Regions from separate parts of the Mus musculus genome. Here region 2 is linked to region 1. A link is a loop called in an ENCODE intact Hi-C map of the cell type or tissue named here. Cell type or tissue: left cerebral cortex. All regions are shown on one strand. Links, peaks and the distances in the headings refer to the core of each region. The heading gives the core; the rest is flanking DNA. Region 1 holds the start of 2210407C18Rik (RIKEN cDNA 2210407C18 gene). Region 2 overlaps 4930438A08Rik (RIKEN cDNA 4930438A08 gene).

Region 1 (8,327 bases), core at 258-8,257:
TGTTGTGTACAGTGATCTCTACTTGCGTCTGTTTTCCTACAGACAACATAACTTTATTGGTCTTTATGGCTCGAAACATTGTATGTGTATGGGTGGTCCTTTCTTTATCCTTGATCTCAAGGCTTTACAGAGACTCTACTCTTAGTGAGCAAAACTAACACTTTCCAGGGTTTAGCTGCACCCTGCCTGGCTTGACTTTCAGTTTCTGAGAGCAAAGGGTGGTTTAGTGGGAATCTGAAGATAAATGTGCCTGGTTTGCGTCAGTGCTGATATGAAAGGTGAGGAAGACAGTGGCAGGTGTTACCTAGAGCTGACCTTTACCCCAGGACTCCCACTTGGCCTGATCTCCTATGCCCAGCTGGCCAGCTCTGTATCTAACCCATGCCCTCCTTCCACATCGCACCCCCCTCCAACCTCATGCCAGGTACAGGAGCCACCTCCCTCTCTGGTGATGGCGAAGGACAACCTCCCTTTTCTTTTGTTTAGCTCTGTTGCCTCGGAGATGCTTATAAACACTTGTTATCTGGCTGCACGCTCTCTGCCTGGCTCAGGGACTTCCTAAGGATGTTGGGCATGATTTCCTTCTTGGGAAGGGGGTGTTGTGATGCTGTGTCTTCTGGGCTTTGGAGTGGGCTACTGGCTCCTCCTCCAGGAAGGTTTTAGTCCAGAGGTCCCATGGCCCAGCCTTCTCTGTACTTTCTAGCAGCCTTGCTGCCTGGAACACTCCAGGCTCCCCACCTGGCCTCCAAGGACTTGTATCAGCTGCTGCAGTAGGATCCTTTTTAATTGGGAGCATAGTCAATGATGAGCAGTGGCAGGGAACCCTGGGTTTCCTCTCCCTTCCCTAGATTACTCTTGGCCCAGGGCAAACAAGGTCCCTTTCTTATGCTTCCTGGTAAGCCTATTCAGCAGGAGATGTCCTACTCAAGTCCCTGCCTCTGTCTCCTCACTTCTGTTCTTTGAAATGAAGGTGTGTCACTGTCATTGTTGCCTAGCAGGGAAGGCACAGAGTAGATGGTAAATAAATAATCTCAATGAGGGCAGCCAGCACTCTGAGAGCTTCAGGCAGCCAGGCATCGTTTGCTGTAAGTTTCTCCTATAACTGTGTAAGCCTCATAAACACCCGTGAGAGGCTCTCCGCTCTTAAGGAAACTGAGGCACAGAGAACCTGAGTCACTGTGTGAAGATCACACAAGAGGACAAGGATGCAAACCCAAGTTGTCTGAGTCAAGAGACTCTCGTGCTGGGAAGCCAAGTCTTTTCTGAAGCCTTAAGACTGTGTGTTCAGGGAGTTGTCAGCCAGACTCTCTCACTCTCAAGCTTTCTTCCCCTCAGCCAAGAGCACACACAGAGCTCCTAAGAACAAACCTCTAGGCCTCCAAGGCATCCCCAATGATTCCAGGAAGCGCAAAACCAAATGAACATGGAGAGGCCACCTCAGGAGAGGCCACCTCAGGTGCTTCAGCCTGCTTCTTGTCTTACCACAGAAGTCCCCAGCCAGCTTGGACCTCCATGCTAAAAGCCTGACAGGGCCTGGTGCTTCCCACTGTCCAGTCATCTCTGCTTTCCCAAATGCCTCTCATGAGTCTGTTTTCACCAAAGAAGTGTGTGTGTGTGTGTGGGGGGGTGACCATTGATGAAAGGGAAGGAGTGAGGAGTGAAGCAAAGAAGAAGAATACAGAGGCTCTATTCCAGGGCCTAAGCCCTAATTTCTTCTGATAAGGCTCTAGCCATTTTATGCCAGGCATCCATCTTGGTACCCATCAGCTGTTTTTCTCTGACTCCAGTCCCTGGAAGATAAGTTCCCAGTAACTCAGACTCAATGACCCCTGCTCAAAACTGTACCGCCATGAATTTGTTATGATAATAGGACTAGCTGCTTTTGTTTTTGTTTTTTGTGGGGTTTTTTTGTTTTTTGTTTTTTGTTTTTTGTTTTTGTTTTGTTTTGTTTTGTTTTTTGCTTCTGTACCTTTCTTACAGATACCCAAAGAGTGTTTTTGAGTTGCCTTGATCACTTAACTTGGCGGAAGAGAACAGTTTGTCCTTGTTTGCATAGATACTGAAGATTGTCCTATGGTTTTCCTTTTTAAAAGTCTTTCCTTTAGATATTGAAGATTGTCCTGTGGTTTTCCCTATAAAGTCCTTCCTCATACCCCTTCTTCATGGCAATCTCAAAGATAGCTCAGAGGTTGTTGTCCTGCTAGCAATTAATAAACCTTTTCACTATAATTGGATTGAGTCCATGTGTTTTTCCCAGGGGTCACAAACTCCATAACACTTCATCTTGCTTGATGGCAGCCATGGCTTCCTGTGCGTAGAGTAACATCATGCCTAGCACCATGGGGCACTGACGGATACATTCCCAAGGTCAGGGGAACATTCTAGAGCCCCTTGCTTTCCTGGCCATGCTATCGTGTGTTGCACAGCCAGACTTGAAGGTGATCAGGTAGGACCCAGGGGTATTTCTTCTAAGAAAGTTTGCCTGCTGTGGCCAGCACCTCGCCAAGATACCAGATACAAAAACATCACCAAGAAGGAAGGAAAGTAAGAAGGCCACGAGATCGCAGAGCATTTAGCAATGGAGTCCATACAGTTTGGCAATGCACAGTGATCCTCTGGAGAACATGGTACTGGGTGAAGATGTGTATACAAATGTGAACCTGTCATTACTAACCCTGACACCTGCCTGCACTTGGTGTTGTCAGAAGCCCCACCCGTATGTTGGGTTTGTTCTCCCTTCCCTGGAAATGTCCTCTTAGGGACAGGAGCTGGACTCCCACTGAATCCAAAGGATGGAGTCAGGTCAGGGTAGGGATGGAAGCTTCTACTGTTTTTGCTGCTCACTCTGACTGGGCTGGGCCACCAACACTCTGCCTTCCCCTACTCCATCCCTCAGGATACAGTCTCTACTAGGAACAGGTGGGTGCTAAATAGGGAACAGATCTAGAGACACACAGAAAAAATGAATACCTGGCAATGCACTCCAGTCTTCCAAAGGCTTAGCTTTGGTGTTCTGTGTTCCTCTCTTCCTACTCAATCAGCTGTAGACTCATGGCCTAGGTACCAGATTACTCTAGTGTTGATATTTAAAGTTACGCAGCATAACTGGGCTACATACTAAGAAATGTGTAACTGAGATATTCTCACTGACAAGGGAGATTTGGGGAGCTGGAGTTGTAAGATCAGAACAGCACAGTAGCTTGGAGAATAGGCAGCATAGGTCCCTTTTAGGACTGCTCCCAGGAGGCAGACCACAAGAGGACATCTTTTTTTCTCCTGAGAAATGTCTTTGTCTGAGATATCAGGCAGAATGTCACTTATGGCCCCAAGAATGAACTCAGAACTGAGCTCTAGATGGAATAGGTGGGACCTCTCTGAAGCTAAATGTGTATTGACCCACATCAAAAAGAGGGAGGCCTCTAGGTTTTTTCCATGCCTCATCTCTACTCTTCTTTAGCCTGGGAGGTTATCTGTAAGTGTTATGGTTCTGAGGGGAAAGGTGTCCTGGCTGTAAGGAGCCAAAGAATACCACAAAGTCACACAGCACAACAAGCCTTAAACAAGAGGAATGACAAAAGAGGATGGCTACCTCTGCTCTGGCAAGAAGCAGGAAGGAACTGAGCAGAAGGCAGGGTTTATATAGAGATGAGGGGGTGAAGGGCAGAGTTTCTAGGGTGGCCTGGGATTTGGTGGTATTCTGTGACCTGATCTTGGGGCAAGCTCAGGGATTGGTGGGTTTTTTCATGGATTGGAGGTATTCTTTCCCTTGTCCCTTGTCCTTGGTCTTGGGACAAGTCAGGGTTAGGGTGTTACTTCCTTGGCCCTTTTATCCTAAGTGCCCATCCAACTTCTGTTGTTTTATGTCCAAATTCTGCCATATGTAAGCAGTCTCTTTGAGACCTTGCCCTGGGAGAAGGTGGAAGAGTTTCTGTGATGCTTGGTAGATGAGAGCCATGCTCCCATTCCCCATGGATGAATGACAGTGGCCTCAGCTTGCTGCTGTTCTGCTCAGCACTGTCCAAGCCAATCTATTAATGAGAAATGGCCATTGACCTGCAAGTCTGGCCTCTTGGCCCTGAGCCAACTGGCAGTCACCAACCTTATCTCTGTTCTCAGCTAATTAGGAGCTCACAGTCTAGTACTAGTTGCACAACTTGAAACTTATTAAGCTGAATCAATAGGGAACCATAAAATACAGTCTCCAGCTATGACTTTGACCCTGGGAGATGTGAGAGCAGGTGTGTGATAGGATGGGAGTGATGAGGGGCACATTATGAAATGCCACAAGGTAGCAATGCCAAATTCCTTCTTTGGAAGACAAGACTCAAGCTGACTCTTTGAAAAGGCCTTCGTTGTATTTGGTGGGGGCAGGGGGTGTACAGCATGTTTTGGCTGCTGTCTCATCATCTTGAGCAATTGAACAGGAAGGGAGATAGGCTTCATCATTAGGGACCCATGATATCTTCACTCAGCATCTCCTGCCAGTGTGGCAAGTCTACTCCCAGCTCATGTTTCTATGACCCGGGAAATGTTTTGTCAACTTACTTTGAACACTGGAAGTTCCAGATGAGTCTCTGCTGGTCTCTGTAACTACAGATGCCCTTTCTTAGTTGGTCCCCTCTATGACTGTTAGGTGTTCCTCCTAATTTCTTTCACACCCCAGCTTCTGAGGCACATGCACAACCCTGTTCCTTTCCTGTAACCCACACCTTCTTCAAAACTCTGCACACTGTCTTCCCTGGGAGGGGGAACTTGGCACCTGAATTTTGAAAGAATGTGTTTAAAATCTGGATGACTAGAGGAAGTGTGAGTCCTTCTAGCTTAGCCTTTCTCTCCACTGTAAATAAGAAGGCTGCTAAGCTATGCCCTAAGAAGAGGCTAGCCTAAAAATAAATAGACGGGCTGTGTGTGTGTGTGTGTGTGTGTGTGTGTGTGTGTGTGTGTGTGTGTGTGTGTGTGTTAGGGGGAGTGAAATTACAGAGGGACACATCAGGTCCCTTCTAAGCAGAGAAGTTAATAGACTCTAGGGATAAAGGAAAGGATGGGAGAGAGAATGACTCTGGGGATTTGCCCCAAGCAACAATGGAGGATGGTAGCTACACACTACAGGACAATTCCTATACTTTTTAACTTTCAAGTACTCTAAACTGTTCTGCGGCTTACTTCAGGCACAGCAGCATTACAAATTCCTTCCCTTCCTTTCCCTACCAACCAGAAGTTCAGGAAAAACTCTTCTCACAGTCTCTCTCTCTAGATCAGGAAGTGCAGTGCACTTGACGTCATGCCAAGATACTATTTACAGTGTCTTAATTGCCAGGCATTGGTCCTCTGGGCTATAAAAGTGACTGGGAGGCAGAGAAAGTCCTCCTTTCATCCTTTCTCTAGGTGAGATTGCTTCCTCTCCAGCTCAAGGCCGTCCTTTCAGAAGAGCCTTCTTGGTGAGTATTTCTAGTGTGGACCTGGTGGTGGAGGCCATCCATTAGGGGGAAGGTGACTTAGAAAGTGGTGAAGCCATGTCATTAGCTAAGGGTCTGATTGCTCTTGAGCACCATGGCCCAGAAATTTGTAGTACACACAGAGCCTCCACCTGTTCTCCAGAGGAGTTGTTTCTTGACTCGGCCATGTCAACTGTGGAAGGGGATCTAGTGCCTTCCAGTCCCATGAAAGAATTCCTCCTAATTGAAAGTCCTTTCCTGGGATCCATCCCCATCCCCCATGCCTGGATAAAGGATATGGAGTCTTTTCCAGTTTTGCATCCTTCCAAATGGCCACATCTAGAAAAACCAGTGTTTGGCAAATTTGGGCTTTCAGAAAGGATGAGTGAAGGGGTGATTGATTGATGATTGATTGATTGATTGAATACATGGACAAAGAACACAGTCTAGTATGTGGATTGCTGGATTACAGGTCTGAGCCCCATTGCTCTGATCCCATTGTTCTTACTTGCATCTCCTGCAGTGTTCACAAGCTTCACCATGGGCTGGTCCTCCATCCTGAAAAGCCTCCTCACAGTTTTTGTCCTTAGCATCTTAGCTGTCTGCTCTGTAGGTAAGAGTAAACAAAGCAACGCAAAGGGGAGGTAAGCAGTCAAGTACCTGGGGGAGGTAGCCAACCCCATGAGACTCCAGTAGTCTGTTTATCCTCCCATGGCTTCTTGACTCCGAAGCAAAATCCACTACAAGGCTTTGGGATTCCCCTTTAAATGATGTACATTTCCTCCTTACAGAGAGTTACACGTGTATACAAGCTACGTGTGAAAATGGAAATTGTCTTGGGGGTACAAGTACCTGTCTAACCTCTTATAGCTGCTTCAGCCAAATACAGAAACTGGAAACACCATGTAAGCCAACCCTCGCTACCTTGAGCATCCTCCAATTCATCCTTGCCTCCTTTCCAGGATGAGACTAGGAGCTGGGTGGAGATGGAGCATGTGCTTGCTGTAGGCCCTAGACTCTACATGATCAGGACCATTTGGGAGTGACTGCACTCTTTTAGTGTGTCAGGGATCAAACTCAGGGCATCATGCTTGCTAAGTGAGTACCTTACCACTAGTCACTCCCTTTGTAGCAAGTGGTCCATGCTCTGTTGGTTTGTTCTCGAGAGACTAGTGCAGAGAGACTCTTGAGAAAGTACAACACTCAAGATAGAGGGGATGAAGGAACAGATTATTTACCACTAGCTTAGGAGGAAAATTTTCTTGGTGGTTCAATTTCCTGCAGCTCCAGATACAAACCTAGTACTTGAGCAAAAAGGGTGTGCTTCATATCAAAACCTATGTGCCTTGGAGTTCTCAGCAACACTGGGGAATCGACAGAAATTTAGATACAAGACCCAGTGCTGCACCGGTGAGCAGTGCAACAAAGAAAATCTCACTCGTGAGTATACCCCCTGTCTGTGTCCCAACACATAAACACAGCTAGGGTCTGTGCCCCACCACCTGCTCAGGGTTCCTCTATCTTCCATGGGTCTATCTCTGTGCTTATGGGCAGCAGCAGTGATGCCTATCCTTCCCATTTTGCTTGACACCTTTATTTGTAAGGGCCTGGGTTGGATATAAGCCCTGCTCTTGAGATATGTGTGCACACACTTGCGTTTGCAGACTGAGAAACAGCGAGGCAGCAGAAATTGGTCCGGGGTCTACTCTCTAAGTAGGTTCAGTGAATCTATAGGTTTAAGTGCTCTGCTCTGCTCTCTCCTCTCTCTGCTCTGCTCTCTCTGCTCTGCTCTGCTCTCTGCTCTCTGCTCTCTGCTCTCTGCTCTCTGCTCTCTGCTCTCTGCTCTCTGCTCTCTGCTCTCTGCTCTCTGCTGTCTGCTGTCTGCTGTCTGCTCTCTGCTCTCTGATCTCTGCTCTGCTCTGCTCTCTGCTTCTCTCTGCTTCTCTCTGCTCTGCTCTCTGCTCTGCTCTCTGCTCTCTCTGCCCTGCTCTACTCTGCTCTCTCTGCTCTGCTCTCTCTGCTCTGATCGCTCTCTCTGCTCTGCTCTCTCTGCTCTGATCTGCTCTCTCTCTCTGCTCTCTCTGCTCTGCTCTTTCTGCTCTGCTCTCTCTGCTCCTCCTGTGAAGAGACTTTCCTCATCTACTTCATTACTCATCTTGGATTTTGTATTGTTGAAATGGAGTCTTGCTATGCATCCAGGCTTGCATTATATTACTGGGATGAAGTAATCCTCCTGCCTCAGCCACCAAAGTTGGAGTAGCTGGGAGCACAGGTCTGTGTGGACCACAACTTGGTCATCTCTCACTCTTTGAACAGCATACTTTTAGAAAACAGATCCTCTCCTCTCCCATTATCTAGGACTTTCCCTCCAAGGCAAAGAGTAGAGTAACTGATGAAAGTGAGGACAACTCTGAATTCCCATGAGGTCCTACCTGGCACTCACACCCCAGTGCCTTCTCCTGAGCCTCCTCCCAGCTCATCCTCACTGCAACGCTTTTTGGTAGAATCGTGGAAAAACCCTGTATTAGATGAGCAGTAGATAGACATATTCTCAGCTGTTTCTTCTTTCTATTTCCCAAGATGAAAACGTTTTTCTCTCCATTCAGTGCCTCCATTATCTTCAGAAGTCAATGGTGTTGAATGTCCTGCCTGCTACAATAATAAAACCAATACGTGCTCCACGACAACTCCCCTAAAGTGCACAGGGGCAGAGAAAAGGTGTATTGAGGTTACCAGCAGAGGTATGAGTGTATTATTATTATTATTATTATTATTATTATTATTATTATTATTATTATTATTATTATTGCTTGTTACTTTAAAATGTGGATGGTCTGTGTATCCAAAGCTTAGCAGCTAAAAAGTAGCAAATATGAATCCCAGTTTCTGCAG
Region 2 (8,327 bases), core at 115-8,114, 330 kb after region 1:
GAATTGTGTCCTAAAACTGGCATGGTAGGAATCTCTCCTCTCCTTGAATAGACACCAGGTATGCAAAGGCAGGTGTCCAGGCTCCCCTGTCAGACTTAAAGTTCCTGCCTGTGAGGAGACTACTGCCTTTTCCTGCATTGACCTTTCTGTGGACTTCTAAGCAACCATGAAGCATGTAGGAGCCAGAGGGCCTGGCCTCACAGAGCTGCTGAGAGAGACTGGGCAGGCTGATCCTGAGCTGAGTGTGCCCAACAGCACTAGGGGACACCTGGGCAAAAGCCTCCAGGGAATGCTCTCTTTTCCCACTGAGCTCATTCATCATACTGGGTCCCTCCAGGCCATGGGTCAGATGAGACAAAGGCATGGTCACTGCTGGGCCAGGCAAAAAGGTGGGCAGGCGGTTCAGACAGACTGTTTATTGCTCTTCCTTGACAACCCACTGAGTCATGATGACAACTGTGATCTAAGCACTGGTCCTGCGACTGCCACCATCTTATCACTGAGACATATCCCAATCACCTAATACTCACAACAACCTGGGAACAAGAGGCTCTGGAAATATAGAGAGGAGAAGGGAGTCCACAAATAATTTTTGAGAGGCCACACAATTCATCCAACCCCAGAGTCCTGCTTGTAGATCTCTCTCTGCAATGAACTCATCCCACCATGATGATATTATGGTAGCTACTCCGTACATGTCTGTATATGCAGGGATGTCTGGGGTCTGAGAATACACTCCCTGAAGAGCCAGTGGCTGACATGGGACAGAGTCATGAGAGGGAGGGAGGCCAACAATAGCCAATCTGGTGTAGGCTTCCTGCACTCATGGATCTGAGGTTGACTCAAAGCTCTTCCCTGGGGAACTAGAAGACCTTGAGGGTGTTTCTGCAAGGTGGCTCTGAGGGAAGAGGGTTTCCCCTCATTTTGTCTTACCTTTCTCAGCGATGCATCAAAGAGCTGTTCTGCTGTCTTCCCCACCTCATCAGCTCTTACGGAGTAACCCAGCAGGCCAGGGTCGGCCTGCACTGCCCCTGAGCGCTGCCGAACTCCATTGACCAGCACCCAGGTCTGGTTGTTGCAAGGGCAGAATTCCTTTAGCATCAGGCCAAATTTTTTGATGAGTTCATGAGAAAGCCTGTGAAAGGGAGTTGGAGACTCCTCAGGCTCGGAGAGCCAACAGCACAATGCCTCTTGCACCCTGGGCTTACTTCCTGTCCGCCTTGGATTCACCAAGACCACCCCGGCCCTTCCTCCCATGAAAGGGATGCTAGGGACCTTGGTTATCACATGAAACTACAAACTATGAAGCCAAGACTCCCTACTAGTGACCTTCTATGTTGGCAGAGATCTCTGCCATTTTGTGTGGAATCTGCAACCTTCACATTTTCAAATGAGCCTACTCCAGTTCCTGGGGGCACAGTGAGGGGTGTCCCTGTCCCTAGAGTGTGTCCTTGGAGCCATCCTTCCTGGAGGCTATGTTCACCACTCCCTAACCTTCTAGCTGCATTCTCTAAACTTCTCACCCATTCAGAAAGGTCCTACTGGGAGGGAGCTAGGCTTCCTGTCATCTGCAAACTCAGTAGGCTGCTTTTGACTTTGCAGCAGGTTTATCTTGGACCACCTGTCGTATGGGGTCCTCAGCCCAAGCTGCTTGGCAGACAAACTGAGTACAGTTATCTTCTCACATGGATTAAACACCAAGGCTGGGAGAGGCTCCTAGGCAGTCCTGGAGCTGGCAAATGAGTTGAGTCAGATGCTAACCCCTAGGCTTCCATCCATCCACTGGTGTCTGCATTGGCCTCTTGGTGTGACAGCCCTGATCCTAGCCTTCCTTCTTTGCCACTACTGTCCTCAAGAGTACCTGTGATTGATAGGGATCCTCATGGCACCCAGCTCTATATACCAGTGTGCTCCAGGAACTCGGTGAGTCTCAATTCTGCCACCTACACGCCCTGAGGCCTCCAGCACAGTCACCTGGAAAGACAGCTCTTTAATAAACTCAATGGAGCTTGTCACATACGCTCCACACAACATCCTCTCCTCCTGTGGCAGACTCAGATTTACTACCCTTCCTAGTCCTCCATCCCTCCATCCATCCATTCACTTCTCCCTCCCCACTCTTCCCTCCCTCATCCTTCCCTTCCTTTCTTCCTTCCCTTCCCTTTTCCCTGACTCCCTTCCCCTCCCTCCTTTCTTCCCTCCTTCCTTCTCTCCCATCCTTCTTCCCTCCATCCCTCCATTATCCATCTCTTCCTCCCTCCCTTCTTGCCTCCATCCCTCCTTCCCTCCATCCTTCCCTCCTTCCTTCCAACCTTCCATCCCTTCTACCCTTCCTCCATCCATCCCTCCCCCTCTCCCTTCCTTCTTTCCTTCCTTTTTCAGTACTGAGGATGGAAACCACAGGGCATTCCTCCCCCTATCACTAAGCAACAGCACTAGCTTCTGCTTGCCTCTTTTTGAAGCTAAGCCTTTGTTATTGCGCAAGCTTATCTGCCCTCCTACCCCAGCTACCCTAGAACCCTAGAGCTTCATTTGGCCCCAGCTCCAAGGAATGTCCATAGCTTGGGCTGCTGCCTCCCTGTTTAGAGCCTAATCTTCCCACAAGAGATTCTCCATCACATACCTGGTGGCCAGCATCCTGCAAGATCTTGGCAGCAGTGAGCCCAGCCATGCCTGCCCCAATCACCACCACTTGCTTCCTCTCGGCTGTCTGTCCCAGTCCATTTCGAGCCAGCTGCAGCAGCTCTTCATACTGGGGATCCTCAAAGCACTTGACAAGCTTTCTGTTGAAGGCCTGGGTATCCAAGCTCAGCACAGACAAGAAGATGAGAGCCAGCCAGCCTGGGAACATAGCTGTGGATAGGGCAAGTAAGCAAATGCCTAGGGATGAAGGAGGACTGGCCATAACCCTTGATCTGAGGAAGATTTATCACTGGACCTATGACTCAACGTACCGGGCACTGCCCTACCAAAGAGAGCCTTAGTCACGGGTCCTCCCAAGTTTACCTGCCACTCTTCCTGCTGGCCCGCAAATGCCCCTCAGGTACCAAAGCCTCTCACTCAGGGAATGACACAGGCTGAATGTCTGCCCAAGTCACCTTCCTTCCCTTCAGTCAGTGGGATTGCCATGCACACAGATGACGTAGACCTGGCTACCACATTGGCTTTTTTTCCATTTCTACCACTATTTGAGGTAGATAGACTGTCTGTCATGAGACGACCCTTAGCTAAGCCATTGTGGAAGACCAAAGATCGGGAGCCTGAAACCTTATATAACAAATAGTCCCCAAAATGTATATGATAGATCATCAGGTTCCCAAGTCCCAATGGATCATCACAGGGCTGCCTATAAGAGATGGACATGGCTCCCTGAAGTTAGAGTATGCCTCCCGCAGTGAGCCTGTGTTCTGAACTTGTTTTCTGACATAGTTCTATCAGTTCTGGCTCAGCTGTGGGAAAGGCGGATCAGACCTTTCCTCTGAGAGTCTATCAAAGGTGTGCATCTTGTGTCAGTTGAATTCTTTTTTTTTTTTTAAGTATAACTTAAGTTTTATTTTTCCACTAAAGGTATATGAAAAAGCATATAGAAACCTACAAGTTAATAAGCTTATTAAAAGTTAAGAAATAGTTTGATTGGAAGTATTTTGCATGAGGAGATAGTGTTCCTTCTAGAAGCCATAGATGATTAAAAATTCTAATGCTATAGAGAAGCAGAAAGGAGCCAGCCCAAAGTCCCACCCCTAACCAAGGAACTATTTGCAATTGATATCTTCTGGGAAGGTGAAAATGTTTTTTCTGTCATTTTCTTGTCATTGTTGTTGTTGTTATTCTTGTTCTTGTTGTTCTTTTTGTTTTTCTTTTTTTTTTTTTACTTTTTTATTAGATATTTTCTTTATATCCATTTCAAATGCTATCCCAAAAGTTTCCTATACTCTCCCCCCTACCCTGTTCCCTTACCCACCCACTCCCGCTTCTTGGCCCTGGCATTCCCCTGTACTGGGACATATAAAGTTTGCAAGACCAAGGGCCTCTCTTCCCAGTGATGGCTGACTAGGCCATCTTCTGCTATATATGCAGCTAGATATACGAGCTCTGGTGAATTCTTATTTTCAAAGCTATTGTCTGGCTGGACAGTGGTGGTACACACCTTTCTTTAATCCCAGCACTTGGGAGACAGAGGCAGGCAGATTTTTGAGGTCAAGGCCAGCCTGTTCTACAGAGTGAGATCCAGGACAGCCAGGGCTACACAGAGAAACCCTGTCTCGATAAAACAAAAACAAACAAACAAAAAAAAGCTATTGTCGGGGCTGGAGAGATGGCTCAGCGGGTAAGAGCACTGACTGCTCTTCCAGAGGTCCTGAGTTCAGTTCCCAGCAACCACATGGTGGCTCACAACCATCTGTAATGAAATCTGATGCCCTCTTCTGACGCATCTGAAGACAGCTACAGTGTGCTTACATATAATAAATAAATAAATCTTAAAAAAGAAAAGAAAAGAAAAGAAAAGAAAAGAAAAGAAAAGAAAAGAAAAGGAAAGAAAAGAAAAGAAAAGAAAAGAAAAAGCTATTGTCTGTGTTATGGGACAAACTGAGTCTTCCCAAACTTATATGTTGAGGCTTTAAACCACAAGATCTTAAAATTGCAACTCTATGTAGGGATGATCACCTTTGAAAGGTGAGTGAGTTCAAACGAAGCTGCAAGCTGGGTCCTCCTCCGATGAGATATCCTCATAAGAAGAGGAAGAGTGTAAGCCATGGCCCTCAAGGAGAACTCCAACCTTTTCCTAAACTGGCACAATTTCTTACTGCATCCTAAATACTTATCCTTATACCCACAGGGAAGTGTTACTCTCATCCCCTAACAAAGAAGGTTCTTTTCGGAGCAGAGACTATTACAGAAAGTTACAACTGGTCAAAACACAGAGAACTACCTACTGTTATGTACCCAGCCCCAACTGATACATCTACAACACAATCCCTACAACTAAGGCTCAAGGAACATTGAGGAAGACAGGGTATGTGTGTGGGGTGTGGAAAGATCGGAAGAGCCAAAGGACATACATCTATTTTGAGATAGCTTCTTCTAAAAGAAGGAGGAGGAGGAGGAGGAGGAGGAGGAGGAAGAAGAAGAAGAAGAGGAGAAGAAGAAGAAGAAGAAGGAGGAGGAGGAGGAGGAGGAGGAGGAGGAGGAGGAGGAGGAGGAGGAGGAGGAGGAGGAGGAGGAGGAGAAGGAGAAGGAGAAGGAGAAGGAGAAGGAGAAGGAGAAGGAGAAGGAGAAGGAGAAGGAGAAGGAGAAGGAGAAGGAGAAGGAGAAGGAGAAGGAGAAGGAGAAGGAGAAGGAGAAGGAGAAGGAGAAGGAGAAGGAGAAGGAGAAGGAGAAGGAGAAGGAGAAGGAGAAGGAGAAGAAGAAGAAGAAGAAGAAGAAGAAGAAGAAGAAGAAGAAGAAGAAGAAGAAGAAGAAGAAGAAGAAGAAGAAGAAGAAGAAGAAGAAGAAGAAGAAGAAGAAGAAGAAGAAGAAGAAGAAGAAGAAGAAGAAGAAGAAGAAGAAGAAGAAGAAAAGTGTGGAGGGGAAGATGGGTCTGGGGAGTTAGGGAGAGGAGTTGGGGGTGACTATGATCAAGCTACATTGTATGAAATGCTCAAAAAAGTAATACTAATATTGTATTAATAAAAAGGAAGAGGAAATGTGAACACTAAAGAGGAACATCAGAGATGCCCACACCAAAAGGCAATACCCATGAGGAAGGTATGATGAAAAACCTTTGAAGAGACCAAACCCACCAGCAATACCTTCGTTGAGACACCCATCCATGTACTCTATGGTATTTTCTTACAGTCTGAGCTGACTAATACAGGTTGTTCCTCTGCATCTTCCCAGGTTGGTGAAGAGAAGATCGACTGGGTACCTTTCTCCAAGAGCATAGGTTGCCACTGAAACACGTCGTAGCATTACAGAGAGCAGACGCAGAGGAACTGCCTTCTCTGTATGACTGAGTGTTATCTCAGACACCCCACCCAGCACCGAGTCCCTCTGTTCCTGTTCAATACGCATATTTGATACGTTAGATAATTGCTCAACCTGTCGTATCCAGCTTGAATCAGGATTCAGTTTCATCTGCAAGAGCTTAGCTCCTAACAGTTCATCCAGCAATTGAGAAATACACGTATGGAGGAATGGGCAGACAGAAAGACGGTGGGCTGAGGAGTGGATGAGTAGACAGAGGGAAGGACACATGGACAGAGGTATTCCTCCAACCTCTGCAATCATCACAGACACCAGGCCTGCGGCTAGGAGCCAGGGTTTCGTCTGGACTTGTTGCCGCTCATCCTTCGACTCACCTTTACAATCTGTTTCTGTCTGCTTTCCTCAGGGCCTACCCTAGTCTCCAGACTCCCTCTGTGAACCTGCACACTAGGCATCTGACTTAATAATTATTTTTTGAGGAATGATCACACACACACACCATCATCGCCATCACTGTCACCACCACCCAACTCCAGCCTATTTTCCACACCTTGGATTCACGCATCTCTTTTTTTTCTTCAAGGAGTGGAACTAGTGAATACTAAGGAAGTGGACTCAAACTGGTTTGGAAACCGGAAGTCTCGGGGTTTCCCTCTTTGCTCCCTTGTGAGGCACTAATTTGCATTTATGCATTGTCCATACGAGCATGATTCAATATGATACCTTAACACACTCATACAGTATGCACCCATCATCTTAACTGCATTGCTGGAAAATGGTGCTTGAAATCACCAGCAATCCCTTTAAAAAGGCTGGACCTTCTGGGAAACACAACTTCTCTCAAGCTGGTTTTGCCTGAGTGGAGGAAGTTCCACTGGGCTGCTCTCTTTTTTCTGTCAGTTGCCCTGCCCTGGAGAGCCATTCCAACACAGTTACTGCAGAGTCGAGCAGAGGAGAACAAAGCATCTTTGAACTTCAGGAGCATCTTTGAGCTTCGGGAGTATCTAGCACAACAACCCACAGTCCCCAACTACATGCAGAAAAACAAATCCGGAGCCAGGAAGCCTGTGGTGGCCCAGGCTACCACAGGCATTTACTACGCAAGCTGAAGCTGGCACCAGATCCACAGCGCTAGCGTCCCTCCACCCACCCTTTGCTTTAAAGAGTGGCTGTGTCTTCGGTGGGGTGACCACGAGAAATCCACGTGTCTGCTGGAATCAGGAGCCATGTCTGACCTGCCCGTTTGCATGGACGCTAAGCTTCGTGTGGCCACAGAAGCACTGTGGGTGTATGTGTAATGACTTTGTTGGAGAAATGAATAAAATCTGCAAGTGAGGAACTGGATGCGGAAATCTCACCTCCTGAATCTGTTTCTTTAAGATAAGACCTCACTCAAAGAAGCTCAGGTTGGTCTGGAATTTACTACATGAGATCCTGGCTCAAAAATAAATAAATAAATAAATAAATAAAAAGTCAGAGACAGGCAGATTTCAGAGTTTGAGGCTAGCCTGATCTCCAGAGGGAATTCTAAAACAGCCAGGACTACAGCCTGCCTCATAAAAACAAGAGTCTACCAAGGGGGAGTTGGAGAGGTGGCTCATTGGTTAGAGCAGTGGCTGTTCTTTCAGAGGACCTAGGTTCAGTTGAGCATCTGTAACTCCAGTTCCAAAGGATTCAATACTTACTTCTGCATACATGGTATACAGATGTACAAGCAAACACTCATATACACATATATTGTGTGTGTTGTATACGTTAAAAAAAACTACCAAAAACAGAGAGAGAAAGAACAAAAGAAAAGGCTCTAATTTTTTACAGTAAGGTAACTAACTGACAACCTAATTAATATATTTTTGTTTGTTTACTGAGACAGGATCCCGGGTAGCTCAAACTAGCCTCACACTCAGAGTAGTCAAAGCTGGCCTTTGAATTCCTAATCCTCCTGCCTCTACCTCCCAAGTGCTGGAGGTGGGGCCTGAGCCCACCATGCCCAGCTTTTGTTTAATTTTGAGATAGACTCTTACATTGGAACATGGACTAGCCTTGAACTCTGCATCCTCCTGCCTCAGTTTCCCATTCGATGGGAGCCCAGACATGTACCACCCACTATGCCTGACTTTCTTGTATATTTTGTAAAGAGCAAGAAGGGGGGATTTGAAATGATATTGAACAACAATGACTGTGTAAACAGATGAAAAGGCCGCCTCTGCCCTATGATCACATACTGTAGTAGGTGCTAAATTATCACACTGTGAGCCAGGAATCTGTGTGGTCATTATGTACCATTAGAAAGATAAAAATACAGAGCTGTGCACCTGTCATCCCAGCACTTGGGAGGGGGAGGGAGGAAGTACCAAGGATTC

Evidence for each region. Hi-C counts contacts between places; a loop is a spot of excess contacts. Peaks named below come from ENCODE experiments on the same cell type or tissue, not always from the same donor. Only the 100,000 strongest peaks of a DNase experiment are listed, where the experiment ranks them.
Region 2: a loop joins it to region 1, with 1.9 times the contacts of the local background. A loop is called at or near these places in 2 of 42 quality-filtered maps.

Annotation. Positions count from the first base shown.
Region 1 is chr11:58,610,527-58,618,853 of GRCm38, reverse strand. 2210407C18Rik (RIKEN cDNA 2210407C18 gene) reads left to right here and starts at 5,362. Exons shown (of 6, transcript NM_144544.2): 1 at 5,362-5,438; 2 at 5,959-6,048; 3 at 6,227-6,340; 4 at 6,720-6,875; 5 at 8,042-8,176. The coding sequence starts at 5,976. In left cerebral cortex, for the core only: no CTCF peak of the experiment used is centred there; no DNase peak of the experiment used is centred there.
Region 2 is chr11:58,281,021-58,289,347 of GRCm38, reverse strand. It overlaps 4930438A08Rik (RIKEN cDNA 4930438A08 gene), which reads right to left. Exons shown (of 7, transcript NM_001374705.1): 2 at 2,624-2,853; 3 at 1,862-1,974; 4 at 934-1,135. It overlaps Gm39827 (a long non-coding RNA gene), which reads left to right. Exons shown (of 4, transcript XR_001780091.2): 4 at 5,038-5,048. Among named protein-coding and RNA genes, the nearest start is that of 4930438A08Rik, 10 kb to the right of the region's middle. In left cerebral cortex, for the core only: no CTCF peak of the experiment used is centred there; no DNase peak of the experiment used is centred there.